2 separate regions of the Homo sapiens genome follow, and region 2 is linked to region 1. Evidence: read pairs that join two places in POLR2A ChIA-PET (ENCODE). Cell type or tissue: A673. All regions are shown on one strand. Each heading gives the region's core, and the rest is flanking DNA. Links, peaks and the distances in the headings are about the cores only.

Region 1 (9,643 bases), core at 978-8,977:
TCAACTTAGGGACAGCTGACATTTCAAGATGTTGAGTCATCATATTTTTCTATTTATTTAGCTATATTTTATATCTTCAGAAGTGTTTTAAAGTTTTTCTAATGTAGGTTTTGCATATTTCTCAGTAAATTTCCCCAAGTATATTAACTTCTTGGTTGGTATTATAAATGAGCTTTTCTCTTTATTTTTTTGAGAGAGTCTTGCTCTGTTGCCCAGGCTGGAATGCAGTGGCATGACATTGGCTCACTGCAACCTCCGCCTCATGGGTTTAAGTGATTCTCCTGCCTCAGCCTCCTGAGTAGCTGGGATTACAGGCGTCTGCCACCACACCAGGCTAATTTTTGTATTTTTAGTAGAGATGAGGTTTCACCATGTTGGCCAGGCTGATCTCAAAATCCTGGGTTCAAGTGATCCACCCACCTCGACCTCCCAAAGTGCTGGGATTACAGGCATGAGCCACTGTGCCTGGCCACCTTTTCTCTATTCTTATATCCTCTAACTGATTACTGATTATACATATGAAAGCTATTAATTTCCATATGGTAATGAAATGGGAGAGTTCCCTGATCCCCCTTGCAGGATGTATGACAGGAGTGTGGCTCGTCCGTTCAGCTTCTGTGCTCTCAAACCCCTTACAGGATGGGGAGCAGGCAGACAGGCAGGGTCAGGAGCTGGGGCAAGTGTTTTTGGGCTCCAGCCCCACGGTAGTGTCTAGGGGTATGTGCCTGTAGCTCTTGAAGCCCCAGTAGGCATGCTACAGTGTTCTTTTAGCTTTGCTGTCTGCAGATGGCTTAAGTGTTACCAGCTCTGTGCCATCTTGTCTGGTGTCCAGGAAGAATCAATTCACATAGACAAATTGAAGAATGGTAAATGTGGGGGATTTTATTGCTGGATGGAGGTGGCCCTCAGCAGTATGGATGTGGAGCTGGAAAGGGGATGGAGTGGGAAGATGATCTTCCCCCGGAGTTCAGTTGTCCCACAGCCAATCTCCTCTCTGACCGTCCCCAGCCGAACTCTTCTTGACATTCAGACACTCCTTTTCTTCTCTCCTTCTCTGTGGTGCCACTCTTCTGTTCCTCTGCTCTTCTGCTCATATACTTATGGAGCCTGGGGTTTGGGGTTTATATGGGTGTAGGATGGGGGGTGGGGATAATGGGCCAAAAGGCAACATTTGGGCACAAAAACAGGAATGCCTGTTTCCATTTAAGGCTGCGGTTTTCCAGGCTTGAGGGTGGGGCCTTTGCTGGGGAACTGCCCTCTTCTACCCAGTATTTCCCTGTCTCCTGTCCATATCATTAATTAGTAACATTTTGAATAGAAATACTCAATAGTGTAAAAATAATATATAATTTCATTGAATACAAAGCTTGAGATATATTTTGGGGAATCTTGAAAAACTAAATTTTATCTGAAATAAGAAATACGTGAAAATATCCAGGAAATTTCTTAAAATAAATTTTAATGAAGGTATCACTTATTAAAATATGTTATGAATCTTTAACAGTTAAAATATGTAGCTATATGGGATAAAGCAGGTTTCAGATAAAGACTGAATTCTTTATATATAAAGAAATATAATTTATGATGAAGAGGTTATTAATTCTACTAAGGAAAAGATAAAACTAATGAATTATGTTAGGAAAGCTGATGATCACTTGGAAAAAAAGCCAGATTTCTTTTTTTTATCTCTGTACTTAAATGAATTTAGATGCATCAAATTATAGATTGATGCATCTATATTCAATAGTGCAAGAACAAAGTGTTACTTACAAAAATTGAAGCCTTAAGAATAGTGAAGAAAATATAGTTGGATATTTTTATGATTTGGGAACAAAGGAAACCTTTCAAAGCATCATACCCAATCCAGAAAGCATAAAGGAATACAGTCAAACATGCACTGTAAGGCAAAAACCAACCAAACAAAAAACACCATCAACAAAACCCCCAAAAGGTTAAAAGGTAAATTACAGTATAGTAAAAATATTGGCAACATATATACTAATATGGACCAGGAAATAATTTTATTTTTGAAACTTTAGTGTTTAAAAGTATAACTTTCTCTATTTAAAATTCAATATTAGCACAAATTTTAATTTTCTTCTTTGGCAATGAAACATTTAATCTAGTCATTTCCCAGTAAACTTAGTTAGATGTAGTGATTTCTCAGGGTTCAGCGTTTTCTGGGTCAACCTAAAGTGAGCAACAGAGAGACTGATCTTCCAGAGCAAAGAGTTTATTCCAGAGTAGCAGGAGATTGCAATCCAGGATATGCATGCTATGATGGATCATAGGTGCATCCAAGGGAGGTGGGGTAGGGGAAAGCTTTTAAGGACAGAAAGGTGAAGTCCACAGAAGCTGTTTTGGAACAAGACTATTGGAGCTTGTTGCAATAGTTGGCATTAACTCATTGGCAGAGACATTGTTAGGCAAGTGTCTTTGGGCACGCAGCTCATATGGAATACTGCAGTTTTAAGGAATTCCTTGCAGAGTTCCCAGCATAGATATGCATGTATGAGGACCCCTTTTTCATGGCCTCCAGCTCCCTTTTATTAGGGCTTCACATCAGTGACTCCATTTTGATACTGATAACTTTTTTGTCTAATCTATATACCTCCCTTCTTGTGCCCCCTCTCCCTAAATGGCAGTTGTATTCCAGGTGGTTAACATGGTGCCTTGGCATTGGTAGAAGGAGGAAACTGGTCCAGTTGTCATCTGCTGGGGTCTGATAATATGTACTTTGCTTTATAGCCTCTATCCTCACTGCAGCTGCTGTTCACGTTTTTGCCTCTGATATTTTTGCTTCTGCCATGACATGTGGCTTATATAATCAATATCCTATCTGGTGAAGGCACATTTCTGACCTAATATGGCATCTCGTCTGCTGAAACTCTCTCAGCTATTTCCTTTTTCTTTTTCTTTTCTTAGACGGAGTCTCACTCTGTCACCAGGCTGGAGTGCAGCGGCGCAATCTCGGCTCACTGCAACCTCCGCCTCCCAGGTTCCAGTGATTCTCCTGCCTCAGCCTCCCAAGTAGCTGGGACTACAGGTGTGTGCCACGATGCCCAGCTAATTTTTGTATTTTTAGTAGAGATGGGGTTTCACCATGTTGGCCAGGATGGTCTCGATCTCTTGACCTCGTGATCCGCCTGCCTCAGCCTCCCAAAGTGCTGGGATTACAGGCGTGAACCACCGTGCCTGGCCTCAGCTATTCCTTTAGCTATACAAAACTTGAGGGAGTGTCTTAGGCTCCTTTTATTTTCTTTTTCAACTTTTATTTTAGAATCGGGGGGTACATGCGCAGGTTTGTTACCAAGGTATATTGTGTGATGCTGAGGTTTAGGGTATGACTGAACCTGTCACAGAGGTAGTGAGCATAATACCCAACAGGTAGTTTTTCAACCCTTGTCCACCTCCCTCTCTCCCCAACAGTAGTCTGCAGTGTCTATTGGAGTCTCTTGAAAGCATACTTTCCTTTCTTTCCTGTTCTGAAGCCTTTTAAAATAAACTTCTACTCCTGCTCTGAAACTTGCCTTGGTCTCTTTTTCTGCCTTATGTCCCTCAGTTGAATCCTTTCTTCTGAGGAGGTAAGAACTGAGGTTACTGCATACCTGTAGGGATTTGCTACTAGTAATTCAGATATCTTCCACCAGTAACAATATCAAGTGCCTATTTTGGAACTCCAAGTCAGGAATTTGATTTTTGTTTCTTCTTCCTATTCACCAGTTCACTGAAAGAGTAAGTTTTAGTCTCATGGTCTAGCTTTAACAGTGGGCAGCCCTTGAGATAAAGGCAATTTCCAAAACGTAAAATAAAAACCAACAATTGTTTAAGTATGTTGCTAATTTTTAAATAGCTCTTGCAAATTGACAAGAAAAAGATAAACCCGCCAATAGAAAAATGGACCAAAAGATAAAGGTGTTATTTACAAATGGAGAAGTGCAAATGGCCAATAAATATATAAAACAGAGGTTCCACTTTGCTTGTAACCACAGAAAACACACATTTATCAAGATGTCATTTTTTTGCCCATTTTATTGAAAAAGGAGAAAAATATAATAATGTCTACGTTGGAAATCGAGTACAGGAAAAGGACTCTGTGTAGTAAAATCTGGCACTTCTTAAGAGAGCAGTTGGGAGTATGTGGCAAAATGTATAATGTGTATATCCTTTATTTTATATCTACAAATGTATTCTAAGGTTATAATCTGGTATCTTCACAAAGGCATATATTTGAGGAGCTAGTAATAGCACTGCTTATAATAATGAGAAATTGGAAATAACCTAATTACCTATTGTAAGGAGTTAGTTAGATATGTTGGTTACAGACAATGGGACATTATATAGTATGGAATACTTCACAGTGTGAAGGAGCAAAACATAATTTTCTGTCTGTCCTAAATTCCTGGCTTGGACGTCCTGTAACAAAAGACAGATTAACAAGAGAAAACAAATAGAAGTTTATTAACAATGTCCTCATGTGTATTACCTGTGCAACTCATGTTTACATGGGACATACCCAGGGAGAGAGATGACTTAGAATGCAAGCTGAACTACCATCTTTAGCTAAATACAAGAGGATCTGGAGGAGGCCCAGTTATGGGGAGGTGACCAGGAAAAGTATGGTAAAAAAGAAGTTAGCCACGGTGGCTCATACGTGTAATTCTAGCACTTTGACAGGCCAAGGTGGGAGGGTCACTTGAGCCTAGGAGTTTGAGACCAGCTTAAGTGACAGCCAGACCCTGTCTCAAAAAAAGGAAAGGTTTGTTATGCAGATTTAAATGAGGGCCCTCTCCCTTCTTAAGATTTTACTGTGATTTTACTTCCTTTACTGGTACAGAGAGGGAGACACCTCTACAAATGGAGATTTCTTTTTTAAATGTAAATTTCCCTTACGAAAGGGTAACCTCTACTCTGTTTTCAGAACTTCTCCTGTGTGTGTCTGCTATTTCTCAGAATAATCAGCTCAAAATAATCTTTATGCTAAAAAGGTATATTTTGGGGTGGCACATTCTGGTCTTCTACTGTCATATTTTGAATGGCATATTCTGGTCTCCTACAACTGCTACTAAAGAAATGATACATAGCCATATTTAGTGACAGGGAAAAATATCCATGATACAGTGGAGTTATAAAGTAACAAGTGTAGTATTAGAGATCTCTTCATACAGACTCAGAGATGCATAACCTCAGTGGGTCCCATTCACATCCTAGTGGAAGTCCTGTCATTTGTGACAACTGGGATGTGAACAGTGCTTCAAGAATTTTACAGTGTGGCAGCCCTGATAGTTTGATGCTTTTTTAAATAAAAAATTCTATGCATATGTAAAGCAAGAACTAATTCTATGCATACATAGAGAGAGAACTAATTCTACGCATATATAGTGAGAGAACTAATTGTTTCTTTAAATGATGGCCTCAGAATTCTCTGAAATGATTGTGCTAGATAGGTGTGCTTGGTTATGAAGATATGGCTCCTTTTAGCATAGTTGTGATGGGTGGGGAAGGGATAGAATTCTTCTTCATAAGAAACTAAAAGGAATTTTGGGACTAGATGCCAGCCAGAGAAGTTGGAAGGGGGTTGCCCAGCAGCAGGGAGTAAGTGGAAGATATAATACAGTGAAAATTTCCTTGGAGTAGAAAAGGCTTAGGAAATTTTTGAAGGACAGGATGTATAAGATGGAATTTTCCATAGACTGCTTTTCTCTGCTGCCCACACTGCTGTCTTAAGCATTAGCTGCTTATGCTACCAGACAACATTCATTAGGAAATACTCTTCTTCATAGTGAAGTGACAGGGCAGTGGCCAGCTGGGTCTCTATGCAGAGCTGGTGAAACGCAGAATGGAGGTGGAGAAGCAGAGCATTTAGGGTCAGAGCCAAAATATACTTGATTTTTACAGGTGCAAGGACTTTAGCTAATGTTTGGGTTAGATATTCATGAACATTGTTCAACAAAATAAAAAATAATTTTTTTTCTGGTGGCAAAATTTGGAGTAGTTTTTTGCTTCTGTTTTTAATATCCTTCTGAACTATTTACAATAATCATAATTATTTTTTAAATTAGAAAAACGTGATCTTTTCTTTAAAGTAGCACAATGATGTGAATATACTTAATGCCATTAAAATATGCTCTTAAAAATGGTTAAGATGGTAAATTCTACGTTATGGTGTATTTTATCACAACTTAGAAAAAAGGACACATTAATGTCACAAAACCATAGATATTCTCCACAAATCCTTGTAAAATAGAGAAGAAGAAAAAATAAAAATGAAAACAAATGTACTATCATTTTTCTAGGGTAATTGGATGACTCCTGAAATTTCCTGTATAGTTTGCTTCGGACTATTGATACAGTAGGAGTGAAAAAAATGCCCTGAGGAGGCATGAAAATGAACAATTAAAAAGCCAGTGTGCATTACAAGGAAGGCATCTCATGGTTTTTGCTTTACAGTTTTCACGTTTTGTTTTCGTCCTTGCCACTGCCTTCATATGTCTAAAAGTTGCCACCGGGGGGCAGGAGTGTGCCAAAGTCGGGCAATGTCAGATGCCTGAACCAGCCAGGTTTGAGGTTTCTATTCAATTTCCTCACGGAGGAATTATTGTTCCTTTGTTCTTATTATACAGAATAAGAGATGAAGGCACATTTTCCTAATAATTAATGATGTTGAGCATCTTTTCATATTTCCACTGGCCATCTGTGTGTTTTGGGAGAAATGTCTGTTCAAAAGTCCTTTGTTCATTTTTTTTTTTTTTTTTTTTGAGACGGAGTCTCACTCTGTCGCCCAGACTGGTGTGCAGTGGCACTATTTCAGCTCAGTGCAACCTCTGCCTCCTGGGTTCAAGCGATTCTCCTGCCTCAGTCTCCCGAGTAGCTGGGATTACATGCACGCACCACCACACCCAGCTATTTATTTTAATTTTTTTTAGTAGAGACGAGATTTCACCATGTTGGCCAGGCTGACTTCAGGTGATCTGCCCACCTCGGCCTCCCAAAGTGCTGGGATTACAGGTGTGAGCCACCGTGCCTGGCCCCTTTGCTCATTTTTTAATTGGGTTATTTGGTTTTTTTGCTATTGAGTTGTAGGAACTCCTTATATACTTTGGAGATTAACCCCTTAAAAGATATATGGATTGTAAATATTTTCTCCCATTCCACAGGTTGCCTTCATTCATAGGTTGGTTTCATTCTATTGATTGTGTCCTTTGCTTTGGAGAAGCTGTTTAGTTTGATGTAGTCTCACTAGTCTATTTTTGTTTTTGTTGCCTATGCTTTTGGGGTCATTTCCAAGAAATCATTGCCAAGTCCAATGTCAAGAAGCTTTCTCCCTACGTTTTCTTTTAGTAGTTTTACAGTTTCAGGCTGTGTTTAAGTCCTTAATCCACTTTGAGTTGATTTTTGTGTATGGTGTGAGATAAGAGTCCAATTTCATTCTTTTGCATGTGGATATCAAATTTTCCCAACACCATTTGTTGAAGAGTCTATTCTATCCCCACTGAATACTCTTGGAATCCTTGTGGGAGATAATTGACTGTATTAGTGTGGATTATCTCTGGGCTATTTTGTTCTATTGGTACGTATATCTGTCTTTATGCCAGTTCCATACTGTTTTAACTACTGTACATATTTGTCATACAATTTAAAATCAGGAAGTTTAATGCCTCCAGCTTTGCCCTTCTTCCCTCAGGATTGTGTTGGCTATTCTGGATCTTTTGTGATTCCATATGAATTGTAGAATTGCTTTTATCTACCTCATTAAAAAATTGGGATTTTGATGGGGACAGCATTGAATTTGTAGAATGCTTTGGGTAGTGTGGACATTTTAACAATATTAAAGATGTCATCTCATATATAATAGGATGACTATTATCCAAACAAAAAAACCTCACAAAAAACAAAACAACACTTCTACGCTGTTGGTAGGAATGTAAAATGGCACAGCAGCTATGGAAAACAGTATAAAGATTCCTCAAAAAATTAAAAATGAAAATGGCATATGATCTAGCAATCCTACTTCTGAGTACATGTCCAAAAGAATTAAAATGTGGATCTTGCAGAGATATCTGCACCTCCATGTTAATTAATTGCAGCACTATTCACAACAGTCAAGATATGGAAACAACCCAAGTGTTCACAGACAAATTAATGGATAAAGAAAATGTGGTCTATATATACAGTGGGGGGTAATTCAGCCCTAAAACAAGAAGGAAATCCTGCCATCTGTGACAACATGGATGAACCTAGAGGACATGCTAAGTGAAATAAGCCAGACACAGAAAGACAGATATGACATGATTCCACGTATATGAGGTATTTATAATAGTCAAATTCATCAAAGCAGAGAGTACAATAGTGGATGCCAGGGGCTGGGGTAGGGAAAGGGAGAGTTCAATTGATATAAAGTTTCAGTTATGTGGGAAAATAAGTTCTAGAGATCTGTTGTATAATATGGTGCCTATAGTTAACAGTATGGTATTGGGCACTTCAAAATGTATTAAGTGGGTGGATCTCACGTTAATTGTTCTTACCTCAGAAACAAAAACAACAAAAATGAAAACAAAGAGACATAAGGAAACTTTGAGAGGTGTTAGATTTGTCTATCACCTTGATTGTAGGATGACATCATAGGTATTTGCATATGTTCAAACTCATCAAATTGAACACATTTACTTCACAGGATGAAGTAAATAGTTGGCAACCTAACATTATGTGAGTAGCCAAGGTAGAATTTAAACACTAGTGTCTCAGTCTATTTTCTGTTGCTTATAACAGAATACTTGAAAATGAGTAACTTATAAACAAAAGGAATTTATTTACAGCTTTGGAGGCTAAGAAGTACAATGTTGAGGAGCTGCATCTGGTGAGGGCCTTCTTGCTGGTAGGGACTCTGAAGATTCCTGAGGCAGTGTAGGGTATCACATGGTGAGAGGGCTAAGCATGCTAGCTCAAGTCTCTCTCCTTTTTCTTATAAAGTTAATTAATCCATGAATGGATTATTCTATTCATGATGACCAAGCCCTGATGAACCAGTTACCTCTTAAAGGCCCCACCCCTCAACATTGCCACATTAGGGATTATATTTCAACATGAGGTTTGGAGGGGACAACTGTTCAAGTCATAACAACTGGTTTTGATAATCCGTTGGCTAGGCTTTTTAAGAACTATCCTGAGTTTATAGCTATGATCTATACATTATTCAATGTTTAACAATTTTTTTTATTAAAGGCAGTAAATTAAGAAAGCTTTAAAGAAACAAACACACAGAAATAAAATAGGGGTACAAATGTCTACTTAGTGTATGCCATGATAGAAGCATCTGAATTAATGTGAGAAAGTCATAAGTAGAAGATAAAACTTGAGGAGAACAAATTAGGGTTTGCTTGTTAATTTGCCTATTTTGTTTCTTTCAGAGATTTTCCTTGTGAAAACCTTGGTGGTGAAGGGCAGGAGAATATGCTACCCCCAGAATTCGACTTTGGCATAAGGATTATCTTGAGCTGAAGGGAATTGAGAAGAAGCACAAACAAGAAAAGCTGTCTGCCCTCTCCCTATTTGCCTAAAATCAGGAAATAAATATACAAAGATGTACCTCTTTACCTCTCTACCAGGAATGACAAAGTTTGATCAGTGGAGATGACTTTAGACC
Region 2 (9,643 bases), core at 1,253-9,252, 490 kb after region 1:
AAGTCAGACAGTTGATAATTGGAACAGAAGCTGGAAGATGTTGTGGGGTAACAATGACAGGGCCTGAGAAAAGGGCTTTACATATTCTCTTTTCTGAGGAGAGTGGTGAGATAAACCACAAAAGCTGCCTGGGGTCCTGAATGCTATTCTATTTCCTGAACCATGCTCCATTTTCCTGGTGCCTGGCTGGGGGTATATTCTGATACTTGTCTGGGGCCGCTCTTCCTCACTTGTACTCCTATCCTTACAACAAACACGCACTTATCTGTAGCCTGAGTGAGTTTCTGATTTTGGCAATGTGAAGTGCTGAACACAGAGGTACTATGAGATGATTAAAGAGGGAGTCCTGACTGTGTCATAGAGAACATGGTTCACCTGAGACTTGAAGGGCACATAGCGTGGGCCACGGAGAGGACAGAGGACCAGTTGTGCAAGTGCAGGGAAGCAGGAGAGAATAAGCCAAGTTCAAAAAGAATCACTACTGCACAGAGGAGCTATGTGTAGGGGTAAGATATGAGGATGGACGGTCAAATAATGACCAGATCATGAAGATTTTGCATTTTGTACCACAGATAGGCAGGAGCAACTGTAAGAATTTTCAAACAAGTACCTTGTCAGCAATACAAAAGGTTTATTAGCTAAGATTAAATTTGGAGAGTAAAAGATAAGTGAGTGAGTCTTTTAGGGCCTTAACTAGGTGTAGGTGAGTTCTAAGGGCCTTAACTAGGGTAGAAGCCGTGTGTGTGTGGAAATTATAAAAGAGATTGTAAGGCAGTAGGATGAGCAAGATTTGGCAACTGATTGGGTGTGAGGAAAGACTCAGGGATGATTCCCAGGGTTTCTGGCGTGGGTGAAGGGGCTGATGAAGGTAACAATTCTTGAGCGAGAGAACATGGGAAAGAAACAAATTTGAAGATAGTTCCTTTGGAATTGTGGCACAAAGATGTGTGACTGCGTTTTTATTATGAGGTCTAAACTAATAATGGAAGAAACTGTATAAAGCAAGGTAATATAGAAATTATTCTAGGTTCTTTATGAATCTGACATTGCTCTACTTTTTCTTAATTACAATTCTCTAATTGTTGGGCTCTCACAGCTTAAATTTACAGTAGCTGAGAATTCCTTGACAGATGCCTCCTTAAGTTATGTTCTTTGCCTTCAAGGTTACCCTGGGAGACAACTGGTTAGGGCACACCCATTTTAAGCTATATCTCCCTAATGAACGCCATCAGGCACTGTGCAAGGATGGACAATGGTTGGGGGCTGGGGGTAAGGGAGCTCCCAAATCAAAATAACAGAATACAAAAACCTCTCTTTGTTTTTTATTTCCTCTCGTTGCTTTTTCACTGCCTCTAAAGGTAAGAATGGCCTTTGTTTTACATATTGTCTAGAGTCTATCTCAGGGGAAGTTGAGCTGGATTCTGAAGCAAAGGGTGGCTTACACAGGATAAATTTCAAGCTTCCACTCTTGTCCGCTCAGCTTCCTTTGATGCCTCAGTAGTTTCAAGGTTCCCTTAGTGTTTCTTTTACTATACAATGGTGAAGTTGTTTACCACTAGAAGAAGTTCATCGGGTGAAATTTACCCAGGGCTCCCTTAAAACTGATGCTGCATGCATGCATGAATTGCTTCCAGGGTTACTCACTCCTTTAGCTTTTGCTAAGGAATCTGTCAGTCAAATGAGTTGCTGCTGACAACAACTTTTTAAGACTCTTTTTTCTCAACCATAACACATTAAACACTTTGAAAACAGATAAGCAAACGTTTTCTCACAGTCTGTTACGTATTTTTCCTTGCTGCCCATTTCAATATAATGAAATTCATGTTTTACAAAAAGAATTCCGGTAAAATGGATCAGATTTCATTCTTTACCATTTTGTCCATATGTGTTTGGACTCCCATAAGTCAATGACGTATAGGGTTAGTGTGATAGTAAGTTTCCATTTTAAAGATTCAAAGTCCTATGATCCACAGCTCAACTTAAGTTTCCCTGGTGAAAATGTGATGTTTCTGTTTGCATCTATTCTCTTTTGTTTTGGTCATCTTCTCCATTAGCATGAGTCTAGCATTTTGAAACCAAGATAGCCATTAGTAATGTTTTCTTACGGGAGTACCCTCACTGTGATTGCAATACCCAACAAGCTATGTGGAAATGGGCTTTATGATGATGAATTACTGTTGCAAAAAGAACTCAGTGGCACTGATAAATATTAAAGAGCTACTGTTGCCCCCATGGAAATCATTTTATTTATTTGCTTCTAAAGCCTATTCTCTGTACATCTCTTCCCTTTTATTTCTGTGCTGATTTACATGACAACAAAGTCTCTGGTCCTCAGGAGCTTGTCTGCTCCTGCCGCTATTCTCTCCTTGGAGTCCTCACCCTCTCTTTGCTGAGGAGATGAGTGACAATGAAGTGAGGAGTAAATGGCTACTGGAGCAGATGAACTCTGAGAAACAAAGATCCCCTTCTCATGCAAATTTCCATAGTGATTTAACATCAAGGAAGAAAAGAAACCAGGGCACAAGGTATCAAGAGAACTGGATGGTATTTGAGGTTGATCCATGAAGCCTTGACATCTCTTTAAGAGTGCCATCTATCAAAGCATCTCCTTCCCTTTCATATACAGTGAAAACACATTTCCAATTTGAAGAGAAACATGGAGGCACATAAAATCTAACCTCAGTCCCAGGGCCTGGGTGTGCACTCACACCGCCAGTCCCTTCAATGTCTCATTTAACTGGGTCGCTCATTCCTAACCAATGAGAATGTCTCCCAGCATGCTTACTTATTGCCTAAACTATCCACTCTGCCTGGGAGGCCTCCTCCTTTTCTTTTCTGACTTAAACTTTCTCTACCTTTCAAAGATGAATTCAGGCCCATTCTATTATCCTTAGAGTCTTTCCCTCCAGATCTTTCTTCAGAATTTGCATTGTACCAGTTCTTGCCTATAAGCTGTTTTCTCCAAAATTTTTTGAGAAAAGTAATCATGTATTATACTGCATTTCTTTTTATCTACACCTCTTAATATAATAGCAGACATATAATATGTATTTGTTAGATAGACTAGCTGTAATTTAAGAATTATGAAACTAAGAAGGATAAGTTTATTTTAGATATGCATCTATCCATGATTGTTTTTCCTTTAAATTTAAAACCCGTGGCAGCTTGCCTTAAAGATAAAGCAAGCTACATGTCCTGCTTTTGATTAATTGACTCTTCAGGGATGCCATCAACCACAGAAATGTAAACTAATGCATTTCAGTTAAAATGATTTTTAACTCAGAGGCTTGATACATTTGGTGAGAATATTATTGATAATAATAATATTTTTAATAGTAAATACTTAGTGCTTACCTTGTTACCAGTCCAAACATTTTAAGCATGTGTACTCTCATTTAATCCTCACAAACAACCATATGAAGTACGTAATATTGTTATGACCATTTTATAGATAAGGAACCTGAGTGTTAAGTAACTTGCCTGCAGTTGTAGAATTTGGATCTCGGCAGTCTGGCTCTAGGGATCTGTGCTCTGAACCATGATTCTATTCTGCCTGTTACACTGCCATTGGGTTCTCGCTCTGCCTTCCTACCTTTTGTTGGGTACAGTGTTCTTCAGTTTCCAAACTTCAGCACCAGACATTCTGAGAATTTTTCTGGCAAGCCTTTTATGTGAGATCTTACTACTGATTTTGCAAAACTCAGAAGAAGATTTAATTTGGATAGGGAGGTTCACTCTAAGTGAGTATAGTAATATATTATAGTCAAAGTTAGAACTAAGATTGCTGGAACATTTTAAAACAAGTGTAAATGTGGTGCTTGTGAAAACATGAATGAAGGCCAGTAGGTCAGGTAGTTGGTTTAGAATTCCTTTTAATCACGGTTTCTTTCTATTAGTTATTTGTTAAAATTAAATTGTGAAGTGGATGAATGAAGATAAAATAATGCACGTGTTATAAAGTTAAAAGAAGGAATATATTTAAAACTGCCAGGAAAATATATAATATAAAGAAAACAATCCCTGGACTTCTTTTCTTGCTATAAGGAACAGGTTTCTCACCTGAGAGGGAAAAGACTCCTTGTCACTATGAGACTAATTTATGAAGCCAAACTTGTGTTCTGGGACTGAATTGCTATTGATATTGGTTACTCTTTAAATAACTCAAAGGGCAAGAGTGTGTGTGTGTGTGTGTGTGAGTGTGTGTGTGTGTGTGTGTGTATGTGTGTGTTTGTGTGTGTTCATGCTTCTTTGGGAAGGATATTAGGACCATTGAGACAAGAGATGTATTTTCTGAAGTAATATATGGTGAAATTAAGGTTACAAATCCCTCCCATCATCAAGATGGATGGTAAGAATTAGAAGTGAGAGCAAAATTTGATTCTGTACAAAAAAGTGATTCCAAGGGCACTCCTTGTTGGGGGATGGGGGGTGAATTTCAGAGGTTTCTGCCAGCTGTGCATCAGAGAAGTGAACCTGGTCACTCACAAATCAACCCTTGTTGGAGCAGAAATAGAAGGAGATGAAGTTTTATATATCAATAAATATCATCCTCATAAAGTAAGAAACTTGTTTACCGAAATCACAATAAGAGAAAAAGAAACAAAGAACAACCAACACAAGCCTAGAGATTATTCATCTGTCACACATCTACTGGGAATCTGTTGTCTGCCAGGTACTGTACTAATCACCAGGGATAGAAAAAGAATAAATATCACTGTCCTTCAACACCTCATAATCTGGGGGGTGGAGGGGGCAGGACTAGAGAAAAATTAAAAATTAGTATTAGAAATTACAATGCAATATAAAAAATGGTATGTCTAGGTTGCCCAAGGATTAAAGAGCAGTAGCGAAGAATGGTTTTACCACAGCAGGTAACACAAGGAAGACAGGACCTGTCTGGGTAGAAGCATGAAGAGGAACACTCCCCCAGTGGGAATGGGATGCAGAAAGGCATCACGGTACGACAGAGCAGGGTTTTGTTGGGGAACTGCAAATGGGGATACACAGAATGTGGTAAAGCTGTCCCATTTTGTTATGGCCTATATTTAGAATGTTTGGTGCTTTAGATTACTTAATCCTTAAAACTTCCCTCTGAGAATGTGTTCTCAACTGCTGTGGCTGACAGGTTGGCTTTGGTGAAAGGTAGGTGTGGGCATTTCCAGGATCCATGCCAAGTGCAGGTGTGCCTGTGGGCTGCTTGTCTATGTTGTGGATTATATAGGATGAATGAGAATGCATGTGGCTGCTCCAACAGCCATAGCCTTTTGGAGGAGCTGATGTGCTGTTCCCCAGTTGTTTATTGCTCTTTTGCCTTTCTATGCACTCAGTTCATATGCCTTCTTCCCTTTATCTACATGAGAAAGTCTTATTCTTATTTTGATGTAAAATAAACATTAAAGATTACTATGTAGAAAAGTTTCTCACCTGGTCCGTGCATAGTCCATACATACACTTTGCTTGTGCATGCTGGAGAAACACATATACAAGCTTTTTCTTTTTCCCCTTTATAGTGTAAAGTGGTTGTCTGGATTTATTTCAGTTATTTAAATTAGTCATGAGTCAAGACAACATCTGACTTGCAGAAACCACACTCATCATGGTTGGTAATGATTGCATCAGTATGAAGTGTGTGTGTGTGTGTGTGTGTGTGTGTGTGTGTGTGTTGAAGGAGAGCATAAGAGAGTGAACTTTCTGCTCACAAGTACAAAATGACCCAAAGGAAAACATTCTGAAATTTAAATCTGCAGTTTTTCTCCCCCTGAAAGCAGCTGTGTTCCCTCAAAGCATCATCCTGTACAGAATGCTCCACAGGATGCTTGGTACCCTGCTGTTAGTACAGTAACCGCAGACACATTGTCTGTAGTGTTAAGAGGCAAATAATATGGTCATAGCCACTGATTTAATCTTTCGATTGGCATCTGAATATAGGCAGTTGTTTTAAGATAGTAATTAGCTGAACCCTGGGGGAATTTCTTTTCAAAATACATGCTAGTTCTTATGTGTCTCATTATTTTGCTTAGGTAGGCTGTCTTGTTCAACTAAATAAAGATACATGGAAGTGAACTGGTTTCTTTAGGATTCCTACTTTAATTTGGTAGGAATAGAGACTGCTGGTAATGCCTACAGTCTGTACCAAAGTCAAAGTTATGATGTAACACTATAGGGATATTTATTTGGCTTCTGGGGTTTATTTTTTCATATAGAAAACTAGAGATTTTGACAGATTTTTATATTATAATGTGCTCACACCTGAGGGGCTGGACTCCAGGGATATATTTGCTTGCTGGCAAAAGCAGAAAGGACTGATATGAGGATTTTGAAGTCAGTGACTTCCAACTTTGATCCTACAGCAAAATATATATTGAACTGATTTGTTCATTGCACAGTGTCTGTCATGAGATGAGGTTTCAGCCTTAAGATTCCCCTCGCCCTCTCAGATAGACAGCCAAGATATTCTGTTGGGGTTGTGCCATCTATTCAAACAGCATGGAGATGGGGCTAGGCCTAGAACTCTGTGGAAATAGCAAAACTCAGCCGTAACTCAGGTTTCTTCTTACTAAGAAAACTTAGTACACACATAACTAATTGGATCGATCATGAAAATTATGTACATTTCTTTGTGAATACAATATATATGTCTAAGTGTCCTGAAGTTTCTCACTTTTTTGAATCATAATGGTTTTCTACCTTAATATATGCTTTATACTTTTCAATTAACTTATAAGAAGAAAAACTAAGGAAAATAAAAAGGTAAAAGATATAGTAAATTGGAAACACTCTTTGCTCACACAGTTTATGGTGAGATTCATGTCATCACAAGATAGGCTATCCTCGGGCTACTTAGGAGTTTGCCTCTCACACTGTGGACATGCCTCACTGGTGAACTAGATTACCATGTGGATGATGTTACTCATTGAATGAGAGATTCAAATTAATTGATTCCATTGTTTGGCCTTTGTATTCATGTGAAACTGCCAATCCTTAGCTTCCCTACTCCAAATAAATTGTAAACGGAAACCTTTGCCACCCAGGCTCAATTTCCTTCAGTGCTGGAGATAATATTGACCAAGTCTGGCAAGAGATCTCTTCACTGATCTCCTAACTGAACTGTCAATTAATCAGTGTTGTCTGTAAAACATATTGTTGATGGCCCAGAGAACATGCAAGCTTCCTGCAAGCCGACTCCTCTTTGATACACTTGTGCACCTTTTCTCCTGTAAATTTTTATGTTATGTACTTATTTTTAAAAAATCAGTTGTTTTATTCACAGTTAAAGTCCTTGGGGAGCAGATTCATTTATCGTTCGTATTTTGTTTGTTTGTTTGTTTGTTTCTGATCTTGGTTATTTCCTTTCTTCTGCTTGATTTGGGTTTGGTTTGTTCTTGTTTCTCCAGTTCCTTGAGGTGTGACCTTAGATTGTCTATTTGTATTCTTCATCCAAATACAAGAAGCACCAAGAACACCTGGGAAATTCACCGCAAAAACATCTTTGCATGGGCACATTGTCATCAGGTTATCCAAAGTTAAGACAGGGAAAGAATCTTAAGAGCTGTGAGACAGAAGTACCAGGTAACCTCTAAAGGAAAACCTAAGGTCAGTTTTTTTTAAGAAAAGTAACTTTATTGTGGTATAAAGACTACAAAATCAAGGTGTCAAAAATTAAATTAGATGCAAGGTATAAAAAATTGCTGTTCTGTAGGTCCAAATGAACTTTATGAAATTCCCATCTTTTAAAATCATAAATGGCTGAAATTTGTCAATTTTGTATGGAACTCACTATTATATATGGGAATATAATCAGTGACTTATACTCAGAGGAAATCCTTTGACACTGTATCAAAGATCTGGTCATGAAATGCATATTTAGACATTGCAAGTTATAATAAAATGTTGAAAACATGTCTCATATTTATGGATCACCAATTTATTTTATTTTATTTTTATTAACCAACCAATTGCGATTTATAATCTTGTTGATAAAAAGAGGGCTTCTGCAGTGCAAAGTCTCTGGTGGGGTTTAGAATTTATATTCCTGCCCTAACAATGGGATATCTTTTGCTGGGATGACTTAGGTGCCTTTATACAAGAGCATTCAGCCATCTCTCTGTGTTGAAAGACAGTCGGGGAACTAGAAAGGAATTCTAGTTCCTGAGTCACACACTCCAGCTTTCTACCATTGTAAGCATCAGTCATTGGCTAAAATCTGGTAACTCTCACTTTTTTTGTTGACTGCTTCTTTGTGGTGCTTGTGACATTTTTTTATTCCTTCCAAGTTGCTGGTTCTTGCTCAATTTATTTTTTAAAGTAATTTCACATTTTATTATAGAAATGTGCAATATACCTGAGTATATTGCACAGTGCTGAGGTTTGGGGTATGATTGATCTCATCACCTAGATACTGAGAATAGTACCCAATAGTTTTCAACTCTTTCCTCTCTCCCTTCTCTTTCCCCCAATAGTCCCCATTGTCTATTTTTGCCATCTTTATGTCTATGAGTACCCATTGTCTGCTTCCACTTATAAGTGAGAACATGTGGTATTTGGTTTTCTGTTCCTGTGTTAATTCACTTAGGATAATGGGTTCCAGCTGAATTCATGCTGCTTCAAAGAATGATTTCATTCTTTTTTAATGGCTGCATAGTATTCCATGGTGTATAGGTACAACATTTTTTTTTTTAGTCCAATCCACAATTGACGGTCACCTAGGTTGATTCCATATCCTTGCTTTAATGAATAGTGCTGTGATGAACATACAAGTGCATGTTTCTTTTTGGTAGAATAACTTATTTTCTTTTGGATATATATATAGTACTGGGATTACTGTGTTGAATGGCAGTTCTGTTTTAAGTTTTCTAGAAATCTCCCAACTGTATTCTGCAGTGATTGAACTAATTTACACTCCCACCAACTGTGTGTAAGCATTCCCTTTCCTCTGCATCCTCACCAGCATTTTTTTTTTAACTTTTCAATAATAGCCATTCTGACTAATGTGGGATACTATCACATTTTGGTTTTGATTTATGTTTCTCTGATGATTAGTGATGCTGAATATTTTTTCATATGTTTCTTGGCCACTTGTAGGTCTTTTGAGAAGACCTTGTTCATGTCTTTTGTCTATTTTTTAAATGGGTTTTTTTATTGTTCAATTATTTAAGGTCCTTATATATTCTGAATATTAGATCTTTATCAGATGCATAGTTTGGTAATATTTTCTCCTATTCCATAGGTTGTCTTTTACTCTGTTGAGAGTTTCTTTTGCTGTGCAAAAATTCTTTAGTCTAATCAGGTCCCACTTGCCAATTTTTGTTTTTGTTGCAATTGCTTTTGAGGACTTAGTCACAAACTCTTTTCCTAAGCCAATGACTGGGATGGTGTTTCCTAGGTTTTCTTCAATGAGTCTTATATTTTGAGGTCTTACATTTAAATCTTTAATTCATCTTGAGTTAATTTTTGTATATGATGAAAGATAAGGGTCCAGTTTCATTCTTCTACATATAGTTAGGTAGCTATCTTGGCACTGTTTATTAGAATAGGGAGTCCTTTCCTCATTGCTTGTTTTTGTTGACTGTGTCAAAGATCAGATGGACATAGGTGTGTGGCTTTATTTCTGAGTTCTCTATTCTGTTCCATTGGTCTATGTGTC

Evidence for each region. ChIA-PET counts read pairs that join two places held together with the same protein. Peaks named below come from ENCODE experiments on the same cell type or tissue, not always from the same donor. Only the 100,000 strongest peaks of a DNase experiment are listed, where the experiment ranks them.
Region 2: POLR2A ChIA-PET joins it to region 1 with 7 read pairs; 1 of 35 experiments calls an interaction of 5 or more read pairs at or near these places.

What each region holds. Positions count from the first base shown.
Region 1 is chr4:127,535,859-127,545,501 of GRCh38, reverse strand. No RefSeq gene overlaps it. Among named protein-coding and RNA genes, the nearest start is that of INTU, 92 kb to the left of the region's middle. In A673, for the core only: a CTCF peak has its summit at 6,519 (motif pointing right); a DNase peak (open chromatin) is centred at 6,511.
Region 2 is chr4:127,041,686-127,051,328 of GRCh38, reverse strand. No RefSeq gene overlaps it. Among named protein-coding and RNA genes, the nearest start is that of INTU, 590 kb to the left of the region's middle. In A673, for the core only: no CTCF peak of the experiment used is centred there; a DNase peak (open chromatin) is centred at 5,848; H3K27ac peaks cover 771 bases.